Linked DNA regions of Homo sapiens: region 1 is linked to region 2. Evidence: read pairs that join two places in POLR2A ChIA-PET (ENCODE). Cell type or tissue: PC-9. All regions are shown on one strand. Links, peaks and the distances in the headings refer to the core of each region. The heading gives the core; the rest is flanking DNA.

Region 1 (12,072 bases), core at 5,292-7,791, 320 kb before region 2:
TGCATTGTGTTGAATGCTGCATGAGACACAGAAGAAATTCAAAGGACTTCTAAAGAATATAGAGGTTTTGAGTCTGAGGACTTGGGTTCAAGTCCCAGCACTACCATTTACTGGTTATGTGGACTTTATTAAGTCTTTCAACAGTTTCCTTATCTGTAAAATTGGCACAGAAACACAACCTATCTGACAACATTGATAGAGAAATACATGAGATAGCTATAATGATATCATAAGCTGACAGATATTTATTCTAATTGAATACGTGGAGACTAAAAAATTGATAATTTTCTAATGTTTAATAATAAAAATCCTCCAGTTCTATAATTCAATAGTTCTATGAAACTTTTTCTCGCTCCCAGGAAACATGTCATCTGACTGTAGGAATAAAACTAAGACACGTGTATAAGAGCAATGAATACAAGAGAGAAAATATCCATATTTAATGAGACAGAGCATAAGAGCCATTTGGTATTTTCTCAACTTTGATGTCATTTTCTTCCTTCCTGATTGTCACATTTCTAGAAGTATCTGGTTTCTCCATAGGCTCCTGAATGTGGAAAGTATCTGTAGCTAAGAGACAATTAGAAGCCACTGTCTCCCCAGCCGCCGTTTACAGATGGGGTGACCAAGGCCTAGGGAAGAGAGGAGTCCTGCCTTGCAAAGATGGTGCCGTTAGGAAGTGGTAGGACCAGGACTTGACCTCTACTGGTTCTTTCCAATCTACTCTGCTGCCCTCTGACCTGGCAGTCATCCACAAGGTGTGAGATCTGGGTGATGAAGGGGCACCTCCCCACTTCACTGCAGGCCACTCTTTGCTTTCCTGTCCTGGGTGGTCCGTCACACATAACCATGTCTTTATAATAATTTATTTTGGCATGAACACACACACACACACACACACACACACACACACACACACACTCACAGAAGAAAGGGAATTTTCAAGTAGGAAATAGGTGGGGAGATAGGTAAGCTAGCCCTCAGCGCTTCTGTCCCCCAGCAGGGTGCACTCCCCCTGACCTTAGGCCTTCTAGGCCCACACAATCCTCATCTCAAGGAAGGATGGCCCATAGCTGCTACTCTCTGTGTGATCCCTCACCAGAAGAGAACGGACCATGAGATCCAGGAGAGAATTTAAAAAATGCCTGACTCTGACCCTATGAGCTGGAATGGAAGAGGAAGGCGGGGCCGCCAGAGCAGCTGCAGCAATAAGAATTTGCTTTAGGTGCTTCGGTGGCGGGAGTGGAGGGGAGCAGTCGTTAGCCTCCCCTGGAGCTAAGCACTGGAGCAGGGGGCGTCCAAGTGCTGTTCTTGGTTTTGCCATTTTCATATCTGGCAGGAGCTACTAATCCTTCATTACCGAAAATAACTTCTTTATCCAGGACCCAATCACTGTGAAACCTCATATTATCAGGATGCTGTTCCTTCAGTTTCTACAGTAACCTATTTTCCTAATGATGTCCCTGAGGGCCTGCAACGCCCTGGAACGCCTTCTGAATCATTGAGGAGTATGCGGTTGTGTTCAGTCTAGTTTCAATGTGAAGGGATTCTTACTGTGTTTTTCCAAAGCACGAAATAAATGGCAACTCATGGGAACTACTCAAATGCTCTAGAGAAACAAAAGACACCTGTCTATGGAATGACAGTATGGAGCAGTCATTTCAGCCACTCTGGACGTCCTGACATCCATCCTAATCTACATGTACCTGCATATGGTGAATCCATGTGTATCTACCTCAGCTCTGGTTCTATCTATGATGTTTTGTGTTTGTTATCTGGGGTTTGAGGACATGCATTTTTTGCTTATCCTGCTTTGCTTTTTGACGGCAAACTCCTCAAGAGTGTGAAACATCCCTCATTGGTTCTCTGTCTTCCAAACATGCTTCTCTGCTGACGGTGGTCACCCAGGTACTAAGTCCATGGAGCTGCTAAGCTCACTACAGGGCCATCTCTAGTCAGAAAACTGCCAGTTCCCTCTAGACAAGTGTCATCTGCAGAAAAATAAACCTACCTCCCAAAAGTGATCAGTCCTTGGGTCTGCATTTCCCAAGTACTTTGGCTCTTTTTCCTGGAAGTCAGTCTGCCAGCAGATCTCCAAGGAGAGCTATCCACATCACAGTTTCTGCGTGCTGTCTTCACATACTGCCTTAATTACATTATTGCCTCCAGGGACAGGAGGTGGTGAACTGAATGGGGGAAACAGCAGGCAGGGCAGAGGCAATAAGGAAACCTTGGCAATGATATGATAGGGGGCACAGATGTGGCCTTGCATTCTTTCTATGAAATGACCTCTGTAACTCAAGAGGACAAGAACCTTATGTGTCCAGTTCCCCTTTATATTCTTAGCACTGAGGTGAGTGCTCAGTTTATGTTCAATAAATATCTGCTGAAGGAATGACACTTGGGCTTCCAAGCCAGTTCAGCCCTTCATGAACTCTCCGGGTCTTTTGCTTTTCCTCATCTCTAAACTGAGAGGGCTGCTGCTGTAGTTCATTTATACTGCTGTATTATATTCTACTGCATAGATCTCAGACATATCATGTTGAGTGGGAAAGAAAAGTAAATATTAGATAATGACATGCAATATTAATTACCATCTTTCAAAGCTAAAAAAAAAAGCAAAAGTAAACAATATGCTGTTCAGGGATACATAGTATATCAGTCAGCTATTGCCACAATAATGCTGCCTAACAAATGACTCCAAAACTCAGTGGCTGACAACATTCATGTATTCTTACCCAGGTGTCTGTGGATTGGCTGGGAGTTGGTTAATCCAGGCTGGGCTCAGTTGCACTTAGTTCTAACTTCAGATTGGGTCCAGGTCTTCCCCATAGGTCTCTCATCCTCCTTGGAGCAGCAGGTGACCTGAAGCATGTTTTTCTCATGGCAGAGGCAGAAATACAAGTGGGGAATGTGGAAACAGGTGATTCCTCTTAAGGCCTGGGCTCAGAATTTTCACCGTCACAGCCTGCAACATTCTACTGACCAAAGCAAATCTAACATCTTGGGCAGAGAAATGTATTTCACTTCCAATGGAAGGAACTGCCAAATTATATGTCAAAGGAAGGATATTTAACTCAGAGCAATAATGCAATCTACCATGCTAACATATTTGGCAAAACTATAAAAATCATTGTGGGGGGTGGGGCTATAAACATAAAGTCCCGGACAGTGGTTATTTCTGTTGGGGAAGTAGGAGGGACATCAATTGTAATGGTCTGGTTCTAAGGTTGAGTGGTGGGTTCACAGGTTTTATTATTATGCTTTATAATTTGCATACATATTATCCTGCACATATCAAATGTTACATAATTAAAACAGTACATTTAAATAAATAGGTAAAGGGTGTGATCCAACTATACGAGAGGTTCTTTTCAGTGGTAACATTATATGTTCTACAGTTCTAAGGTAAGCAGGAACTAGGAGCTCACCTCTGGAGATGGAAAGCTCCTGAACGTTCAGCAGGAATCCTGGCCACCCGGCACCCAGGCTCAGACAGAGGCCTTTCTTAGTGTGGGAAGGTGAGAAGATGTATTCCTTGCCTAGAGAGCTATGAGAAGTCTGTAGGAAACAATTCAATTCAGATGTGAGATAGCACAGAGAGCCCTTGTTTCAACTGCTGGCTGACTTGGCTGCATATCCCAGTGGATACTCTGGCCTTGGGAGAGTTAGGTTATCCTCTCAGTCTGTTTCCCTGTTCACGGAGGAGAGGTCGCTATGTCATATCTCGGAGGATGGCTATGAATCTTAGAATGAGGGAGTTTCTATTTGATTTCTGATGTTGAGCACACAGGCCGTGAGGCACAGTGTGTTGCAAAGTTGAATACCTGTGTCTGAATCTGACTGTGCTGCTGGTGAGATGGGGATGGGTCCTCAGGCAGTAAGTTAACTTTTCCAGTTCTCCGTTGCCTTCTGTAATGTAAAGACATATGTTCTGTGGTTGAAATGAATGCTATGTGTTATGTAGCTGACACATAGAGGGGAGGGCTCCATAAATGTTAATCCCTTTCCCCTCCCACTTCCATCCTGTACGCAGCTTCCTTCCATCGATGGCACAAAGATGGTGGGGGAAAGAGGTCGAGTTCATGACCAGGTGTCTTCAGGAGGAGAGACGGCATGGATGTTGAATCCAGGCTCCTTGGTTGAAAGGGTGTCTCAGGTGTGGGTACTGGGAGGGGGTTGGGCCTAGGGAAGGATTATGTTTTCCATTATTCAAACATCTCCAATTTCAGCCTCCAATTTGGGGAAGCAAAATAATTTTGGCCCCCCAAGCAGTATCTGTCTCTGGAACTCATTATCTGCTTTGTTAAGTTCAGAGACATTCTGATAAGGGTAATTGAATTAGGCTTCTCAGGACTCCTACAAGCAGGCTGGCTGCCACAGTAGGGGGTCTTGCTGTCCAGGCTTCTTGACACGCAGGCTCTCCCTCCACTGTTCTGCTTTGGAGTGGGCCCTCCTGGGGGTTGCAGTGCCTTGGGCTTGGCCTTTGAAGATCTTTGCATTGCAGGGAAGCCTCTCTACACTCCAGAGTCTCATCATGCTTCCCAGGGTCCTGCTTTAAATCTCTTCCCAGCCCACTTTGGAGGCCTCTGGAAGTGAGGGGGGCAAGAAGTCTTCCCTTGAGGTGGAGGAATTTCTGGAGGTCAAGGAAATGTCCACCCGGGGACAAAAGAGCAAGAGGTCAAGGTTCAAATGATGTTGACCTAAATTTTTCCCAATTCCAGAAGGTTTTTTTTTGTTGTTTTTTTTTCCCTCAGGGAAACTTGCTTCCACCCTTCTCACAGATTTGGCAGGGCTCTGACACCTGAAATGACAGAAGCCTGGTCATTTGGAGATATTATTATGACAGCAGCCACTCAAGTTTTCAAACATCTGCAATAAGAGTTACATGACCCCTGTCAGAATGTGTGCAGACCAGGCCTCTATTTCTCACACCTTGGCCATGGTCTCTATACTCCCACCCATTCTTCCTCTTCTTGTGACCTGGCACTAAAAAACCTCATCAGGCCTGTTTGCCGCACACCTCTTAGGAGTTGTTTTTATTTCCTCCCATCGAACCAAGGCCTCATGGAAACTTAGCATAAAGGGAATAGTAACTATGCAGTGTGCCCTTCAAGGTCAGAGCAAGACCTTTCAGTTCCATGAATCTGTTAGTCCTGCCTCATTTCTCCAACCTCTGCCCACCAGGCAGCCCTACGTATCCATCCCCTGATGAGCCCACTGAGCTCCCATCAGTATTATAAGCAAAAGTAATGTATTTCAGAGACCACTAGAACAGATCTGGGTTCAAACCCCAACTCTAGAATTTACTACCAGTGTGATGTTTGGTAACCTGAGAGGATTAGCATTACGCAGAGGCTCCCGAACTTCCTCAGTTCATAGTGTCTTTAGCATCTCAGTAATTTTTCACAGTATCTCTAGGCCTTAAGAAAAATGTGTTTCATTTATCAGGAAGTTAGAACCAAACTATGTAATAGGAATTTATGTCCTGACAAAGTAATTACATATAAATTGAAAGAAAAAAGTTAATAGTTTGATTTTATTTTATTTTATTTTATTTTATTTTTTTTTTTTTTTTGAGAAGGAGTCTCACTCTGTCACCCAGGCTGGAGTGCAGTGGTGCGATCTCGGCTCACTGCAACCTCTGCCTCCTGGGTTCAAGTGATTCTCCTGCCTCAACCTCCTGAGTAGCTGGGATTATAGGCATGCGCCACCACACCCGGCTAATTTTGTATTTTTAGTAGAGATGGGGTTTCACCATGTTAGCCAGGCTGGTCTTGAACCCCTGACCTCAAGTGATCTGCCCACCTTGGCCTCCAAAAGTGCTACGATTACAGGTGTGAGCCACCGCGCCTGGCCGATTTTATTCTTAAGTAGTAATGATTGCTTATTAGTGGGATGCAGACACCTATTGGGCACTGTACAACTTCTCAGACCTTGGAATCTGACTGAACATTGCTTCCCTCATCTCCTGTTACATATTGACTTTCATTGCTCCACAAAGATGTGACATCATCAAAAGGAATGCAGTATGATCTAATGTTGAAACTGTGAACTACCTTGAGCTAGTAGTTTGCACAGTGTCTAACAGACATTAAGCATCATGATATTACCCTCAAAAATTTAAAATAATCCACGGTCTCCCTACAAATTTGCTTTGGCATCCAGAGTGGGAACTGTAGCAGTAGTGTTTGAAAAGTACCTAACATATTGTAGACATTTAAAAAATGGCAGCTATTATGACTTCTCTTTGAACTTTTAAAGTCACATTTGGTTGCCCTATGACTAAATTGCCGTGCCACCAGGCTAGACTACAGTCTCCCTGAAGGTTGACTTATCTAGGTATCCCCTATGAATGGAACAGAGTATGTGTTGGGTAAATGTTTCTTTAATGGTGGATGGATGGATGGCTTTTGGACCGCTCATCTCTTGGTTCATCTGTATTTACAAGCATGTGTGTATCTATCCATTATTGCATCTATGCATCCTATAAGCAGCGGAAACTTGACTTCTTTGTCAGCTGGAGCTGCCTCTCAACCCCTGTCCCATTCTAATGGATGGTGTTGACTCCTCTTCCTCTTTCTGTCTACCTCATGTTGCCTTGAAGAACCATCATCCTTTGGGCATCAGCTCTAGGATTATCTTTCATGCCTGTAGCTTGTTTTCTCAAAGTCTCTTCAAATTCTTGTAGGATAGAAGCAGGCCTAACTCGCCCATGAATTCCTGCATTTTCTGGTGTGGAATGTTGCTTACAGGGCTGACTGTGGACTAGGTGCTCAGTAAATACTTGCTACATGAATGACTTGATTTATGTTGTGGTTTTATGCAGAAACCAATGTCAACATTTTGATAAACTTGTCTAGTGACTCATTAATTACAAAATATGCAGCAAGTGAGAAGCCAGTACAGCCTCATGGCTCAGTGAAGGAAAGAAGAGTCAGGACAACTTCAGCAGTCAGCGAGGGCTTCACTGAGGAGGGGGCCACAACTGGATGTTGAATGGTGGGCAGGATTCAGAGGAGCCAAAGGAAGGAGGCAGGCTTTCAGGACTGGGATGATAGGGCACAGCAAGAAAAATGGCCTGGAGGAAGAAATGGGCTGGGTGCATGAGGGCCCAGAGAAGCAAAGGGCTTACTTGTATAGAGAGAGAATGAGATGGAATTCCAAGGAGTAACGTTGGCTAAGAAAATCCTAAGATCTTGAAAGCTAGGAGGAAGTACTTTAAAATGTGAACATTAGCAGTTAACTGGAAGGTATACTACAGAGTTGGCTGCATAACGGTGGTTCCACCATATTGAATCACTTTACCTAGGGAAAGGGGACAAGGGGTGGAGGGAAAATTAAAATAATATGCCCAGTTACAGGAGAAGTCCAAATGAAAACATTTTGCTTGGGTTTAACTGGCCATAGGTCTGATGGTTTTCTATCCACCACACAAGTAAATAGCTCAAGGGCAGGCTGCCCACCAGCATAAGCCTTTGTGTGGAAAATACTGCCAGTGTGGCCATGGAAAATGCCCTCTTGCTGACCATAATTATACAGAATGTGTGCAAATAAAAGCTGAAAGAAAACCCTTTTGCAGAAGCATGGTTTTTTCTGTTCTTATTTTGACAGAGTGGAAGAGAAATTCACAGACCATTTTCTCATTCTCCTAGTTGGGGCAGAATGAGCTCATGCTGCATGGCTGGGCTGGGGGTTGGGTTTCAGTGAGAGGCCTAAAAACTGGTTTCTCCACAGAGGCCTACATTGATGGGTCTTTCAGTCCTGAGATGGCTTGGTGTGGGGATGAGGGTCATTGAGGAGAAGGCCGCAGAGGCCGTTTCTTTGTTTAGCTCTGATTAACCAGAAAGGTTTGATCTTCTTCAGCCAAAGGGAGATGGGAGAAGTTGGGGGTGTTTAAAGCATGTATCTACTTTTTAAGGTGAACTTCAGCAGAAGGTAATTCTTCTGAGTCCCCAACTCTTTCGTGTGGTTCCCATCAGAGACAATTTCTGACTCTGAATAAGCCCAGAGCATGACAAATGTCTCCTAGAGAGAGTCCTCTTTAAGCCACAGGATAACAGATTTTGTTCCTTCAAGTTTTACAACTGCCCTTCCAGAAAACTGCCCGTCCTCTTCTTCTCTTGGATATTTTTAGGAACACTTGAGTGAAAAACACTTGAATGAAGAGTTGGTATTTGCCAGTCTGGCAGTGATGCATGCCTGGATTACCTGGTCCCATCAGGACTGGGCTCCAAAGTGCAAAGAGGCAAAGGATCGACAGCTGCTTTGGTCCAGCTCTGAGCTGCAAGGAGAAGAGAGATACGCTCAGGGTCCCTGCAATTATAGAAGATTTATTGCAGGACACACATGCAGTGGAGCTGGAAATGGTCTAGGAACTAGAAAATTAGAAGAATCCAAGGTAACCCTGGAGACCAGTCCCCTTCCCAACATCTCTTGGTCTGTCTGCCTGTCTGGCTCATTCTCTCTGCTTACTCATGGATTCTTTACTTCACCTTGCCTAGGGCCCATCACGACTGCCAGCTTCCTTCACTTCAGCAACTCTCTGTACAACTTTTGGCCTCTATCTCCAATGTTATCTGGCTATTTCTCAGTTTCTTTCTTTCTTTTTTTTTTTTTAAAGACAGAGTCTTGCTCTGTCACCCAGGCTGGAGTGCAGTGGCACAATCTCGGCTCACTGGAACCTCTGCCTCCCAGGTTCAAGCAATTCTCCTGCCTCAGCCTCCCGAGCAGCTGTGACTATAGGCACGTGCCCAGCCTCAGTTTCTTAAGAGAAATATAAAGGGCTCAACTAGCCTTGATCATTTGGAGGGGGGCAGGGTCTAATGGTCTGGTCAGCTCATGGTTTGGTTGCCCTTGTGTTGAGCACCCACCCAGAGCGCAGTTCATGGAGGGGTGGACAACATAAGGAGCAGAGGTTATGAGTTGGGGTGTGGACAAAGCAAGGACCACTTGCCATATCTATTACAATAATCATTCTGAACAGCACTGATAGGGAAGGCTGTGGTGAGACTACACACATTGTTTTGATCAGTTTAGCTAACATTTATTTCAAATGTAAAAAAAATATTTTTTTGGCCAGGTGTAGTAGCTCACACCTGTAATCCCAGCACTCTGGGAGGCTGAGGCGGGTGGATCACTTGATGTCAGGAGTTCAAGACCCGCCTGGCCAACATGGTGAAACCCTGTCTCTACAAAAATATACAAAAATTAGCCAGGTATGGTGGCACATGCCTGTAGTCCCAGCTACTCAGGAGGCTGAGGCAGGAGAATCGCTGGAACCCAGGACGTGGAGGTTGCAGTGAGCCAAGATCATGCCACTGCACTCCAGCCTGGGTGAAAAAGTGAGACCCTGTCTCAAAGGAAAAAAATTATTTTTATGAGAAGAAAGAACCTGATAATGAATACCAGGGGACTGTGACATAGTCTAAGACACACAGGTATATTTGTACCCAATAATACCCAAATAGCCTGGTAAATAATCTATACTTCTCACTTCAACTCTTTAGTGTCATGTTGGAGAAAAAACCTCATATTCCATCAAAAACAAAGCAAACCTTATTCAACTGGCTGTTCGCATTTTTAAAATGTGTTTTGTGTTTTAAACATATCATCTATTCAAAGGAGATGAGAGGAATTATAATGTTCAGGTTAAAACCCCCATTTCTTTTTAAACTTAACTTCTTGGGAAGACAACCCTACTTTGTCATAAGCAATGCCTCAGGATATGTAAATGCAACCGTGACCTGCCAACATGTATTTAGCATATTCTGGACTCTGTGACAGGTCCCCTTAGTTACAGCAGATGTTGTATTCAGGCATGGCAGAGGGACATGGCAAAGTTTGGGTATAGAATTTAGGATTACATTTTGCTACTAGTAACACATATCCAAATAGCACTAGATAAGACAAAGAAGTTCATTTTTCTCCCGAGTCAAAGTTTACAACAACCCATGGCTTTGCTGTGTTCATTCCAGCCTTGGGAACTCCAATTCTCAGGGGTGGTCCTCCTCCTCCTGTGGTCCAAGACAGAGCTCCACCTGTTGAAACAGCTCTGTTTCAAGCAGTAGGAAGGAGGAAGAGGGAAAGAAGTAGCACAGGGCATGTGCTAGCTTTGTCTTAAGGAAGGTCCTGGCCAAGCAGAACTTTGGGAGGCCGAGGAGAGAGGATAGCTTGGGGCCAGGAGTTTGAGGCCAGCCTGGGCAACATCATGAGACCCTGTGGCTACAAAAAATAAAAAATTAGCTGGGCATGGTGGTGCATGCCTGTAGTCCCAGATACTCGGGAGGCTAAGGCGAGAAGATCACTTGAGCCTAGGAGTTTGAGGATGCAGTGAGCCATGTTTGTGCCACTGCACTGCAGCCTGGGTGACAGAGCAAGACCCTGTCTTAAACAAACAAAACTACAAAAAAGGTCCTTAGACTGTGCTACATGGACTTCTGCTTACACTCCATTGGTCAAAGCTTAGTCATATGCCACACCTAACTACATGAGACAGAAATGTAGTCTTTATTCCAGAAAGCCACTTGCCCGATAAAATAACTATGCGTATGAATCAGGGTTCTCTAGAGAAACAGAATCAATAGTTTGTGCAAGTCTATGGAAAGAGACTTATTATATGGAACTGATTTACATGATTATGGAGGCAAGCAAGTCTAAAATCTGCAGGTGGGCTGGCAGGCTGGAGAATTCTCTCTTGCTCAGGGGAGGCAGGTCTTTTGGTTCTATTCAGGCCTTCAACTGATAGGATGAGGCCCACCCACATTATGGAAGGCAATCTGTTTTATTCAGATTCCGCTGATTTAAATGTTGTTCATCTCATCCAAAAACACCCTCACAGAAGCAGCCAGAATGACATTCGACCAAATATCAGAGCACCCCAAGGCCCAACCAAGTGACACACAAGATTAACCATCACACATACAAGAAAGGAATTAACCTTTACATTATGGAAGAAGTGGAGCCGGATATTGGGGACAATAGCAGACTCTATCACTCTGGGAACCAGCAACCTCTTTTTTTCTTTTTTTTTTTGAGACAGAGTCTCCCTCTGTCACTCAGGCTGGAGTGCAGTGGTGCGGTCTCGGCTCACTGCAACCTCCACCTCCAGGTTCAAGCGGTTCTCCTGCCTCAGCCTCCTAAGTAGCTGGAATTACAGACGCCTGCCACCATGCCGGGCTAATTTTTGTATTTTTAGTAGAGACAGGGTTTCACCACATTGGTCAGGCTGGTCTCGAACTCCTGACCTCGTGATCCACCGGCCTCAGCTTCCCAAAGTGCTGGGATTACAGGCATGTGCCACCACGCCCAGCAAGCAACCTCTTTTATAAGCAAGAATGTAAAATATCTGAGGGCAATGATTGTCGCCATCATAATTGCAATTTTCATGATACTTTGCACAATAATGGTAACCAACAAATATTTGTTGTGTTAATAAAGAACATATTCAGTGTGCAGAGATGATTAAAATGAGCTGGAACCACAGAGGGGAACAAACTCAGCAAACTTTTTCTAAAGGCTCAGAAAGCACATATTTTCAACTTTGTGGGCCATGTGGTCTCTGGCCCAGCTCTCCAACTCTGCACTTGTAGATGAAAGCAGCCACAAGATAATATGTAAATGGATGGATGTGGCCAGATTTGACCCAAGGGCAGCAGTGTGCCAAACCCTGGACAAGACTATCAAACTGGGAAGGATCTAGCATCTCATTTTATAGGAAACCGGAGCAAATTGTCTTGCTCAAGGTTACACCTTGGTCAGTGGCAGCAGAACCAGGACTAGATCATAGGTCTCCTAACTCCTTGTTCAGTACTTAAGACTTATCACTCAAAAATTAATTTTTGAGGGTTAACAATGTGTAATGGACAGCTCTTATTCCTCACTCAATTTCACAGACCTTGGAATAACAGATGTGATGTGTGTGTGTGTGTGTGTGTGTGTGTGTGCACGCACGCTTGTGTATGTGTGTTAACAGCCACGGGGAAGGATCATTGTCCTGCCATGGGCCTGAGAGGGCACAGGTGTTTCATGACAACATCACATCCACCTCCATGGATTCCTTGTCAGAGGAAA
Region 2 (12,072 bases), core at 3,871-6,370:
GAGAGGAAATCAAATTGTCTCTGTTTGCAGATGACATGACTGTATATTTAGAACACCCCATCGTCTCAGCCCAAAATCTCCTTAAGCTGATAAGCAACTTCAGCAAAGTCTCAGGACACAAAATCAATGTGCAAAAATCACAGGCACTCCTATACACCAATAATAGACAGAGAGCCAAATTATGAGTGAACTCCCATTCACAATTGCTACAAAGAGATTAAAATACCTAGAAATACAACTTACAAGGGATGTGAAGGACCTCTTCAAGGAGAACTACAAACCACTGCGCAAGGAAAAAAGACAGGACACAAACAAACAGAAAAAAACATTCCATGCTCATGGATAGGAGGAATCAATATTGTGAAAATGGCCATACTGCCCTAAGTAATTTATAGATTCAATGCTATCCCCCCCATCAAGCTACCACTGACTTTCTTCACAAAATTAGAAAAAAACTACTTTAAATTTCATATGGAACCAAAAAAGAGCCCATATGGCCAAAATAATCCTAAGCAAAAAGAACAAAGCTGGAGGCATCACGCTACCTGACTTCAAACTATACTACAAGACTATAGTAACCAAAACAGCATGGTACTGGTACCAAAACAAATATATAGACCAATGGAACAAAAAAGAACCCTCAGCAATAACGTCACACATCTACAACCATCTGTTCTTTGACAAATCTGACAAAAACAAGCAATGGGGAAAGGATTTCCTATTTAATAAATGGTGTTGGGAAAACTGGCTAGCCATATGCAGAAAACTGAAACTGGACCCCTTCCTTACATCTTATACAAAAATTAACTCAAGATGGATTAAAGACTTAAACATAAGACCTAAAACCATAACAACCCTAAAAGAAAACCTAGGCGATACCATTCAGGACATAGGCATGGGCAAAGACTTCATGACTAAAACACCAAAAGCAATGGCAACAAAAGCAAAAATTGGCAAATGGGATCTAACTAAACTAAAGAGCTTCTGCACAGGAAAAGAAACTATCATTAGACTTAACAGGCAACCTATAGAATGGGAGAAAAATTTTGCAATCTATCCATCTGACAAAGGGCTAATATCCAGAATCTACAACGAACTTAAACAAATTTACAAGAAAAAAACCACCCCATCAAAAAGTGGGTGAAGGATATAAACAGACACTTCTCAAAAGAAGACATTTATGCGGCCAACAAACATGAAAAAAAGCTCATCATCACTGGTCATTAGAGAAACACAATCAAAACCACAATGAGATACAATCTCACGCTAGTTAGAATGGCGATCATTAAAAAGTCAGGAAACAACAGATGCTGGAGAGGATGTGGAGAAACTGGAACACTTTTTGGAACACTTTAACGCTGTTGGTGGGAGTGTAAATTAGTTCAACCATTGTGGAAGACAGTGTGGTGATTCCTCAAGGATCTAGAACCAGAAACACCATTTGACCCAGCAATCCCATTACTGGGTATATACTCAGAGACTACTATAAAGACACATGCACACGTATGTTTATTGCAGCACTATTCACAATAGCAAAGACTTGGAACCAACCCAAATGCCCATCAATGATAGACTGGATAAAGAAAATGTGGCACCATGGAATATTATGCTGCCATAAAAAAGAATGAGTTCATGTCCTTTGCAGGGATATGAAGCTGGAAGCCATCATTCTCAGCAAACTAACAAAGGAACAGAAAACCAAACACCACATGTTCTCACTCATAAATGGGAGTTGAACAATGAGAACACATGGACAAAGGGAGGGGAACATCACACACACTGGGGCCTGTCAGGGGGTGGAAGGCTAGGGGAGGGATAGCATTAGGAGAAATACCTAATGTGGATGATGGGTTGATGGGTGCAGCGAACCACTATGGCACGTGTATACCTATGTATCAAACCTGCATGTGCTGTACATGTATCCCAGAACTTAAAGTATAATAGAAAAAAAACAAAAACAAACCAGTAGACCAGTTATTTCACCAAAACATCCTACAAGAAAAAAGGTCCAAGTTAACTCACTGAATTTAGAAGTTTTAAAAACTCTTCTAGCAGCTATTTATGTAATAGAAACTTCTGTAAACGCTGCCGTCAGGTCAGCTGTAAATATAAACTTTGCTTACATTCTTCCCCAATTTTTTGCTTAGGAAAGTACTAAAGAGTTAAAAGTATTTATTTATTTATTTATTTATTTATTTATTTATTTATTTATTGAGATGGTGTCTCACCCTGTCGCCCAGGCTGGAGTGCAACGGCACGATCTTGGCTCACAACAACCTCCGCCTCCCAGGTTCAAGTGGTTCTCCCGCCTCAGCCTCCTGAGTAGCTGGGATTACAGGCATGTGCCACCACGCGCAGCTAATGTTGTATTTTTAGTACAGACGTGGTTTCTCCATATTGGTCAGGCTGGTCTTGAACTCCCGACCTCAGGTGATCCGCCCACCTCAGCCTCCCAAAGTGCTGGGATTACAGGTGTGAGCCACTGCGCCTGGCCAACACTATTTTCTAAAACTAAAAATCATATCTATTTGGTGGAAGGAATACTGAACAAAATCCCATACTGTTTCCATAATAATGTCTTTGACATTAAAGCAGAGGCATTCATTTGCTATTCTAAGAACATTTCTAAGCAACTATTTTGTACCAGACACTGTGCAAGTTGGGCTATGTGTTGAAAGTATAGAAAAAATCATATGTATTCCATGTCTTTAAGAAGCTCCATTTAGATTTGCTGAAAGCTGAGTTGTGACACATCACTCTACTGGCAGTAACTGGTACAAGAAGCAAGAGGGCCTGAGGGCTAACAGTGCCAATAATCCCTAAGGACTTCATGCCAGGAAAAATGGACTGTTCCATTTTTAAATAGAAGTTACCCAACTCTGAATTTTTGGGGCAAGTTACTTAAACAGTCTCTCTTTCGAATTCAAGGAAATCCTGGGACATTATATTTTTATTAAAATTTATGAGATTTTTACAAAGGAATATAAGTGATCATTTATGCTAGTCAGCTTTTGTTCTAAGGTCAGAATTCTCAAAAAATAAAACTTTATTACTCTACCACAAACTTCTGAAAAACCTCCTCAAACTGCTGTGTTTTATTTTGCCCTGAAGGACGAAAAGTATCTAACAACTATTATTTTTTTAAAGTCCTTCCAGATGAAACACTGTGGACTACAGTTTCTAGAACAACAAAATTTCACTTTACATTCCCCATACTAAACTTGAAGTTTTTCCCAAAGTGGATTCCTAGTGCAATATTCTTAAGTCTTTATTTTACTCAGCGACCATCATCCACTCATGTCTCTTCCTGCCCCTTAGTACTGCCAAAATACAAAATGTAGCTAGAAAACCAAAGATGCAAAAAAGCTTTACAGGTGCTCGGTCACTAGGGTAAATGAGGATATACTGAATTCCTTAAAAATACAAAGAGAGTGGATGCTGAGTGCACCCATCACAAAAATAACTGTGTGAGGTAATACATTTGTTAATTAGCAAGAGTTAATCATTTCACAATGTATGTGCACCTCAAAACGTCATGCTGTATGTGACAAACATATACAATGTTATTTGTCAAATTAAAAAAAATAAATTTAAGCTTAACCCAGGAAAAAAAAAGCTTTACAGGAACAGTCTATTCAATTTCAAATGAAGCAAGTTTACTTCTTCATTTTGCATCTCCTTTCCTTTGATTGACATGTGACAGTTTTTAAGAGTCATCCAAACGAGTGTGTGCTGAATGACCCATGACAGACAGAACTGACAGGAGGCTGGGAAACATTTGAGAAAACAGTGTGTGCTTAAGAAAGCTCCTCCTCCAATTAATCAAATCCGGTAAACAAGAGGTCTTTATATACTCCCGTTAAAGACAATGTTCAGCACTAAAGAAATGCTTTAGTTAGCTATTTAAAAACCTATGTGTTCTAGCTCCTGATCACAGACAAGTACATAGAACAAATAATATTGGAAGAAGACTTTGAAAAAGATATTTTCATAAGCACATTCTTTTAAAAATACATACTTCAAACATCAGAAGATTTTTATTTTGTAGATGCATAAACTTGTAAAATAAATAATTCATTGTGCCTATAAGGCTCTGGGATTAAGATGGCAAAGGGCATCAGCACTGGAAGGATTTTTTCCAGATCCAGAAACACAGATTGAAGCATGGCCAGTGGTCATAAGAGGGAAAAAAATAAACAGGAAGACATTCTCTTTGCAAATCCTCCTCCTCTGATAAAGCATATGGAAGGTACGCTGAAGATTCCTTTACTGCTAACTCAGTATTTAAGCATCAGATTTGCATGAACCTATTATCAATTATCAAGCCAACTTGACAGAAGGATCCTTGGGACAATGATTGTCTTATTTGTTCTGCACAAGACAAATGTAAACTAATTTTTAAAACCCAACATTCCAGGGCTTCAATAGCCTTACTCAAGTCATGGACCTTCTCGGGTATCAAATGAGTGCCCATGTTGTTCAGTGAGGTCTCCCCATTCTGGATGGCCTCAATTCTTATGTTCCCAAGACACTGTGTAACCCCTGGAATCTCCATTCACCTCACAAATCTTTAGCAGCTTTTCTGTCCCAGCCCTCATTGGATCTTGGCTTACATATGTGCACCTTAACATTTGGCAAACAATTTTTTTTTGCAGAGAAATAAAGTCAGTTTATTCTGTCAAGGATCTCCTACCTCTAAAAACAGATAATAATTTCATAAATTTTTAAAGGGTCAATGTTCTCAGATTTCCTATACAATCAATTATGTGTTAGAATCAATTTAATCAATCACCTCCTTTGCAGGGCTAACTCTCAATTAGAATGTCAAGGGTCTCCAGTTGACTTAAACTTTTGGCCCAGAGGTGTTTATGTCAGCAAGATCTGAAATCTGATATGCTCCAGAATCAAGCCTTTCTTGCCTATTTGCATTTTTTTTCTTTTTTTTTTTAATTATACTTTAAGTTCTTGGGCACATGTGCACAATGTGCAGGTTTGTTACACATGTATACATGTGTCATGTTGGTTTGCTGCACCCATTCACTCGTCATTTACATTAGGTATTTCTCCTAATGCTATCCCTCCCCGCTCCCCCCACCCCACGACAGGCCCCGGTGTGTGATGTTCCCCGCCCTGTGTCCACGTGTTCTCATCGTTCAATTCCCACCTATGACTGAGAACATGTGCAGTGTTTGGTTTTCTGTCCTTGCGATAGGTTTGCTCAGAATGATGGTTTCCAGCTTCATCCATGTCCCTACAAAGGACATGAACTCATCCTTTTTTATGGATGCTTAGTATTCCATGGCGTATATGTGCCACATTTTCTTTATCCAGTCTATCACTGATGGACATCTGGGTTGGTTCCAAGTCTTTGCTATTGTGAATAGTGAATATATGGCAACCAATTTTAGACAGCTGCAGGACTATGATTCCAGGGAGAGGGAAACTACATAGAATAAGCCTCAAAATTGCCCCAGCTTTCTGTCTGAGAACACTTTCTAGACTGTGGCACCAGGAGGTAACCCAAGCAGGACATAGTAATCTTACTGAGCTGGAGAAACAGACTGGAGGTTGGGATTCCTGAAGGTTTTAAGAGTATGATATCAGAGAGAATGAAGCTCTGAAGAGCAGTATTCCAGTTACTCATATAAGTGACATCTTAAGCATTTAGCTAAATACTAAGCTGCACATACCCAGGGCACCAAGACAAGACAACACAAGGCCAGGGGAAAAAAAAAAAACAAAAAAAAAAAACAGCTGCCTGTGAGTTGGCAGCTACCCAGAGATTCCTGAGATTACACAAAGCTGGGAGACATAGGACGTCCTACCAATCATACTGAAGAGACCTCGTTGAACACCCCGGATACTCTGCTGATACCCAGAAAGGGGTAGAAGTGAGCTATTCTAGTCCTGGAGAAAGGATTACACTACCCCCACCCTAACAAAATTTTAAAAAATAATCCTTACTCAGATGGGTTCACTGATGAATTCTATCAAACATTTAAGGAAGAAATTATACCAATTCTCTATAATCTTTTCCAGAAAATAGAAGCGGAGGGAATACTTCCTAAATAATTCTATGAAACCAGCATAACCTTAATTCCAAAACCAGACAAAGACATTACAAGAAAATGACAGATCAGTATTTCTCATGAACACAGATGCAAAAATTCTCAAAAAAGCTAGGAAATCAAGTCTAACAATCTATAAGAAGAATTATACACCATAGCCAAATATAATATATCTCAGGTATGCAAGTCTGGTTCAACATTCAAAAAATCAATTAATGGAATCTATCACATCAACAAGCTAAAAAAGAAAAAAAAAATCACATAGTCCTAGCTGCAGAAAAAGCACTTGACAAAATCTAACTAACACTCATTCATGATAAAAATTCTCAATAAACTAAGAACAAACGGGAAACATCCTCAAGGTGATTAAAAACATCTACAAAAACCCTACAGCTAACATAACATTTAATGGTAAGAAACCAGAATATTTCCCACTAAGATCAGAAACAAGACAAGGATGTCCCTTCTTACCACCACTCAACATCATACTGGAAGTACCACCTAATGCAGTAAGAAAAGAAAAGTTATATAAGATTGTGAGGTGTATTAGTCCATTTTCACACCGCTATAAAGAACTTCCTATGACTGGGTAATTTATGAAGGAAAGAGGTTTAACTGACTCACAGTTCCACATGGCTGGGGAGGCCTCAGGAAACTTACAATCATGATAGAAGGGGAAGCAGGCATGACTTACATGGTGGCAGGTGAGAGAGAGTGTGTGTCTAAGTGCAGGAAAAACTACCATTTATAAAACCATCAGATCTTGTTAGAATTTACTCACTATGAGGAGAACAGCATAGGGGAAACCACCCCCATGATCCAATCACCTCTCACCAGGTCTCTCCCTCAAGACCTGATGATTACAATTCATGATGAGATTTGGGTGGGGACACAAGGCCTAACCTTATCATGAGGAAAGAAAGAAAACTCTTTGTTCACAGATAATATGATCGTCTATGTAGAAAATTCAAAAGAATTGATTAAAAAACTCCTGGAACTAATACGTGATCACAGCAAGGTTGTAGGACACAAGGTTAATATACAAAAGTAAACTGTTTTCCTATATGCCAGCAATAAATAAGTGGTATTTAAAATTAAAAACACAGTACATTTACATTAGCACCCTCCAAAAGCTTAAAGTATAAATCTAATAAGATATGTATAAGATCTATAAGAAGAAAACTACAATACTCTATTGATAGAAATCAAAGAACTAAGAGGAGAGATATTTCATGTATGTGGGTAGGATGACTCAATACTGTCAAGATGTCAGTTCTTCCCATCTATAGATTCAACACAATCCCAATTAAAATTCTAAAGTTTATATAGAGAGCTAATTAGACCCAGAACAGCCAACACAGTATTAAAAGAGAATGAAGTCAAAGAACTGACACTATCTAACTTTTAAGACATACTACACTAAGCATAGTAATCAAGACACTGCAGTATTGGTTTAAAAAAAAAAAAAAAAAGACAAATAGATCAATGGAATAGAAAGCACCAAAAGACCCATATACATAGAGTCAACTGATCTTTGACAAAAGAGCAAAGGCAATACAATGGAGAAAAGGTATCTTTGCAACAGGTGGTGCTGGAACAACTGGACATCAACTTGCAAAATAATGAATGTAGACACAGATCTTACACCCTTAACAAAAGTAAATCAAAATGAATCATAAGACAGACATGGTGGTACATGTTGATATTCCCAGCTACTCAGGAGCCTGAGATGGGAAGATCACCTGAGCTCAGGAGGCGGAGGTTGCAGTGAACCAAGATCGTGCCACTGCACTACAATCTGGGCGATAGACTAAGACTCTGTCTCAAAAACAAAGACAAAAAATGAAACAAACTCACATCAAAATGAATCATAGACCTAAATGTAAAACATGAAACCATAAAACTAGGCAATAACATAGGAGAAAATCTAACTAAACTTGGATATGGCAATGACTTTTTTAGATACAACAATAAAGGCACAATTCATAATAGAAATAATTGATATGGATTTTGTTAAAATTTAGTGTCTTTATGATACTATAAATAGTGAATATAGGTTATTATCTGTTTGTCTAAACCCATAATGTGTAACATTATACCATAATGTAAACTATTAACTTTGACTGATAATGATATGCATTCATCAATTGTAACAAATGTGCCATTCTGGTGCAGAATGTTGAGACTGGAGGGGGCTGTGCATATGTGGCAGGAAGATTTATATGGTAACTCTCTGTAGTTTTTGCTCTGTTGCGAACCTAAAACTGCTTTAAAAATAAGTCTTGAAAAAAATCCCTATATGATTCATTCTGATCTGATAGTCTGATCTGAGAGTTAATTATCTGATTACCAGAAGAAAATTCAATACTCTTTAAAGGAAGACAACAAAATTTGTATTTTCAACAACACAGAGCATCCACAATATCCACCATGTAATAAAACTAGCTAGACATACAAAAATGCAGGCACATGTGACCAATAACAGAATAATGGGTCAACTTATCCAGCAGAAACCAAACTAGGATGACCCAGATGTTGGAAACAGCAGACAAGAACTTTAAAGTGGCTCCAGGACTTAAAGGCAAATATGGTCCCAAATCAATGAATAGATGGTAAACAGCAGTAAAGGAATTAAAGCTTTAATAAACAAAGAATAAAGAAATACAGCATCTGAAATAAAATTATTGAATGGGCTTAACAGCAGATTGGAGTAGAAAAATAAATAAATCAGTGAACACGAAGAGAGATATGCAGAAATTATCCTATCTGAAGACCAGAAATAAAAAAAGAAGGAGAGGCGAGGATGGGGGGTATAAAAGAACCTTAATGAACTGTGGGACAAGATCACAATGCACAACTATATGTAACTGGAGTCCTGAGAGGGAAAGAGAGAATAGGGCAGATAAATATTTGAAGTAGTAACAAAACTTTCCCCAATTTTTTCAAAAACATAACATAATGTAAAGATGCAAGAAGCTCAGTGAACCCTAAGAAGGACAAAAACAAAGAAAACTATACCTAGAAACTTTATGGTCAAACTGCTGGAAAACAAAGATAAAGGGAAAATTGTCAAAGTAGCCAGAGAGAATGTACATGTTATATATGGAGGAACAACAATATGAGTAATGGTTAACTTTTTATCAGAAACAACAGAGGCCAGGAGACAATGAAACGGTATCTTTAAAGTGCTGCACACACACATACACACACCACAACCACTTGTCAACCTCAAATTCTATATCTTTAAAGATAACGGAAAAGGGATTTTTAGATAAATGAGATCTCATTGCCAGCAGACCTACACTACAAAAAAATTTTAAAGGGAATTTTGCAGACTAAAGGAAATTGACACCAGCTGGAAAATATATGGGTAAATATAAAATTGTGCGTGTTTATTCTAATTTTACTTAAAAGACATAAAACCAGAAAGCAAAAAGTAAAACATGGTATTCTAGGACATATATATATATATATATAAAACAATTGATGAATGCATATATATATATATGCATATATATATAGCACAAAGAAGGAGGTGAGGTGGTAAAATATTAACCACTGTTGACTGAGAAGATATGACTGTGTATTATAATCCCTAGAGTAACCACTTTAAAAAAAATGCAAAGAAGTATAGCTGAAAAGTCAACAGAATTAAAATGAAAAACTAAAAATGATTTGATTTTCTGCCAAAATAAGGCAGAAAAGGAACAAGAAATGATCAAAAAGCAGATGGGACAAACAAAGCAAACAGCAAAACTGTAGACCTTAATTCAGTTATATTAATACTTATATTAAATGTTAGTAAAAACTCCAACTAAAAAGCAAAAATTGTCTATAAAGACTGTATCACTTAAAATCTTTGCATTTTTTTCTGCAGGTAGATCATACCGAAAAAAAAAAAGAACCATAAGTAAAAAATACAACCTAAGTTTCTAACCTGGTAGGCCAGATAATCAGTTTAGAAGACAACAGCAGTGCCCTTAACATCTGTCTCTCGGGTTTCATAGCTAGTGGCCGGGGTGCAAAATATAGAACACTTCTGGTTTTTGTCCACTGCAATCTGATAGCAGATGTCCTCCCCAGATGTCTCACCTCCTGACTCTAAAAGGTAATCCTTTTCTATATAAAGTATTTTGTAAAGCCAGAATCATTCTCAGCATAGCTTCTGTAGACCACATAGGTAGTCAGTTAATGACACAAGCTTGCTAGTTAGCTGCTTGTTTGGTTCTCATTCCATAAATAGACGTTAAGATACTGATCCTGCCTTTAAAAGTTTCTGGTGATGATTAAAATTTAAACAAAATATATAACTTCTTTATGAATCATGAAACTAAAAAAATGAGTCTTTTTGTATGTTATCTAAGAGTCCTGTGTTTAAATTTTAATGCAGACAAACTTTCATTCTTTCCTCCAGTAGGTGTTCTTATGTCCCCTAGTGGATACAGGTCGATATGGTGGACGAATGATAGGGCAATACTGGCTAAGTAAAGGTTCATAAATCCTAAATGTCTGCCTTGCCCACATATTTTTCCAAACCAGTACCTTGCACTATTCTAATTTACCATAAACAAAGAAAACATTAGTATATCTGAACTGGACCACACCTATCTGCCCCCATGTGTGGTCACTGGGCTAAAACATAGTTCTGGCTCATGACATATGCATGAACAAATGCACACCAATTAGCTACACATTTTGACCTGACATAATACAAAGGAGTTGACATTTCCACTGTAAATCTCTATTTTTAGAGATTTATAGCTTAGTCATAAAAGTGGACTTTAGAAAAATCAAGAGTGCAAACTTTTAGCCATAAGAAAGAATTTTTCCCTTCTAATAAATTAAAACAGTGTGTAGAAAATCTGATCTGAAACTATGGTTCTGTGTGAGAGAGACAGAAAGAGAGAGACAGAAATAGAGGGAAGGAGGGAGGGAAGGCAGGGAGGCATCCTCCTGGTGTTCAGAAATTTTGACAGCCATGTTTAAATTATTTGTCTGTTTGAGGAGACAGAGGTTGGAGAAAAAAAGAGTATTAACGCATAATAATAAAAAAAGGCTTTTCTTCTCCACATGTAGAAAAAAGGCTCTTTCCTAATGTTTCCAGTAGTAAGTTCTAAAGATACATTTTCTCTTCCCAAATACACATACATGTATGTGGCCACACATGTAGTCAGATGTGAACTGGCTTCCAGCCCATTATTATTATAGACAGTAAACCTTTCAAATTAGACCTGAGGCTGACACTGCCAGGACAGGATCCACATTAATGTGGAGTCAGAGAGTTAATATGGAAAGGAAAGGTTTCCTTTCGCTTCCATGTCCCATCTCTACATAACCATGGCGACAGAGCCCAGGCACTCCATGTGATCTGCAATGATCCTCCACACCTAGCCTCATGCACTGGTGGCAGTGAAGACCAGGCTGCAAAACTCTGCCTCCCATACTGTTCCTATCCCCATTTCCTATTTTATCCATAGTATTTATTATCACCTGATGCACACAGGTGTGTATGTGTGTAAGTAAATAAATATGATTTGTTATTGTATCCTGGTACATAGTACGTACTCACTCTAACTGCTGCTTTAATTTTATTTCCTTAAGTACTGGTTTAGTTGAAGATCTCTTTGTTCATTTGCTGGCCATTTAGACTTTTCTTTGTATTCCCACTTCTTAACACCATGCTTCTTAGTACATAGTAGCTACTCAATAAATTGGGTAAAGGAAGGAAAAACCAGGGACAAATTTCTAACAGTTCGGCTTTTGGATTCTTCTTGCTGAAGCTGGGAATTTGGTTTAAGAAAAAGAATTGCCCTAAAATAGGAGGAGATACTGGTGACGTGGCATTGCTTGAGGGCATTACAGCAGCACAATCTCAATTCCTATTATAGAAACGCTTTCTTAGCAGGCATCAATCAACAGCAAACTCAGAAATTTTAAAGTGAAATTTAAGATGTCCTAACATGTTAAGACTGACCATAGCCATAGGCCCTCCCACTCCAAGCTG

Evidence for each region. ChIA-PET counts read pairs that join two places held together with the same protein. Peaks named below come from ENCODE experiments on the same cell type or tissue, not always from the same donor. Only the 100,000 strongest peaks of a DNase experiment are listed, where the experiment ranks them.
Region 1: POLR2A ChIA-PET joins it to region 2 with 5 read pairs; 2 of 35 experiments call an interaction of 5 or more read pairs at or near these places.

Annotation. Positions count from the first base shown.
Region 1 is chr2:45,113,240-45,125,311 of GRCh38, forward strand. LOC107985809 (a long non-coding RNA gene) reads right to left here. Exons shown (of 3, transcript XR_001739190.2): 2 at 8,212-8,284; 3 at 3,231-4,804. Among named protein-coding and RNA genes, the nearest start is that of SIX2, 110 kb to the left of the region's middle. In PC-9, for the core only: no CTCF peak of the experiment used is centred there; DNase peaks (open chromatin) are centred at 5,992, 6,792, 7,172 and 7,532; H3K27ac peaks cover 2,146 bases.
Region 2 is chr2:45,429,835-45,441,906 of GRCh38, forward strand. All of the region lies in intron 16 of SRBD1 (S1 RNA binding domain 1), which reads right to left. Among named protein-coding and RNA genes, the nearest start is that of SRBD1, 180 kb to the right of the region's middle. In PC-9, for the core only: no CTCF peak of the experiment used is centred there; no DNase peak of the experiment used is centred there.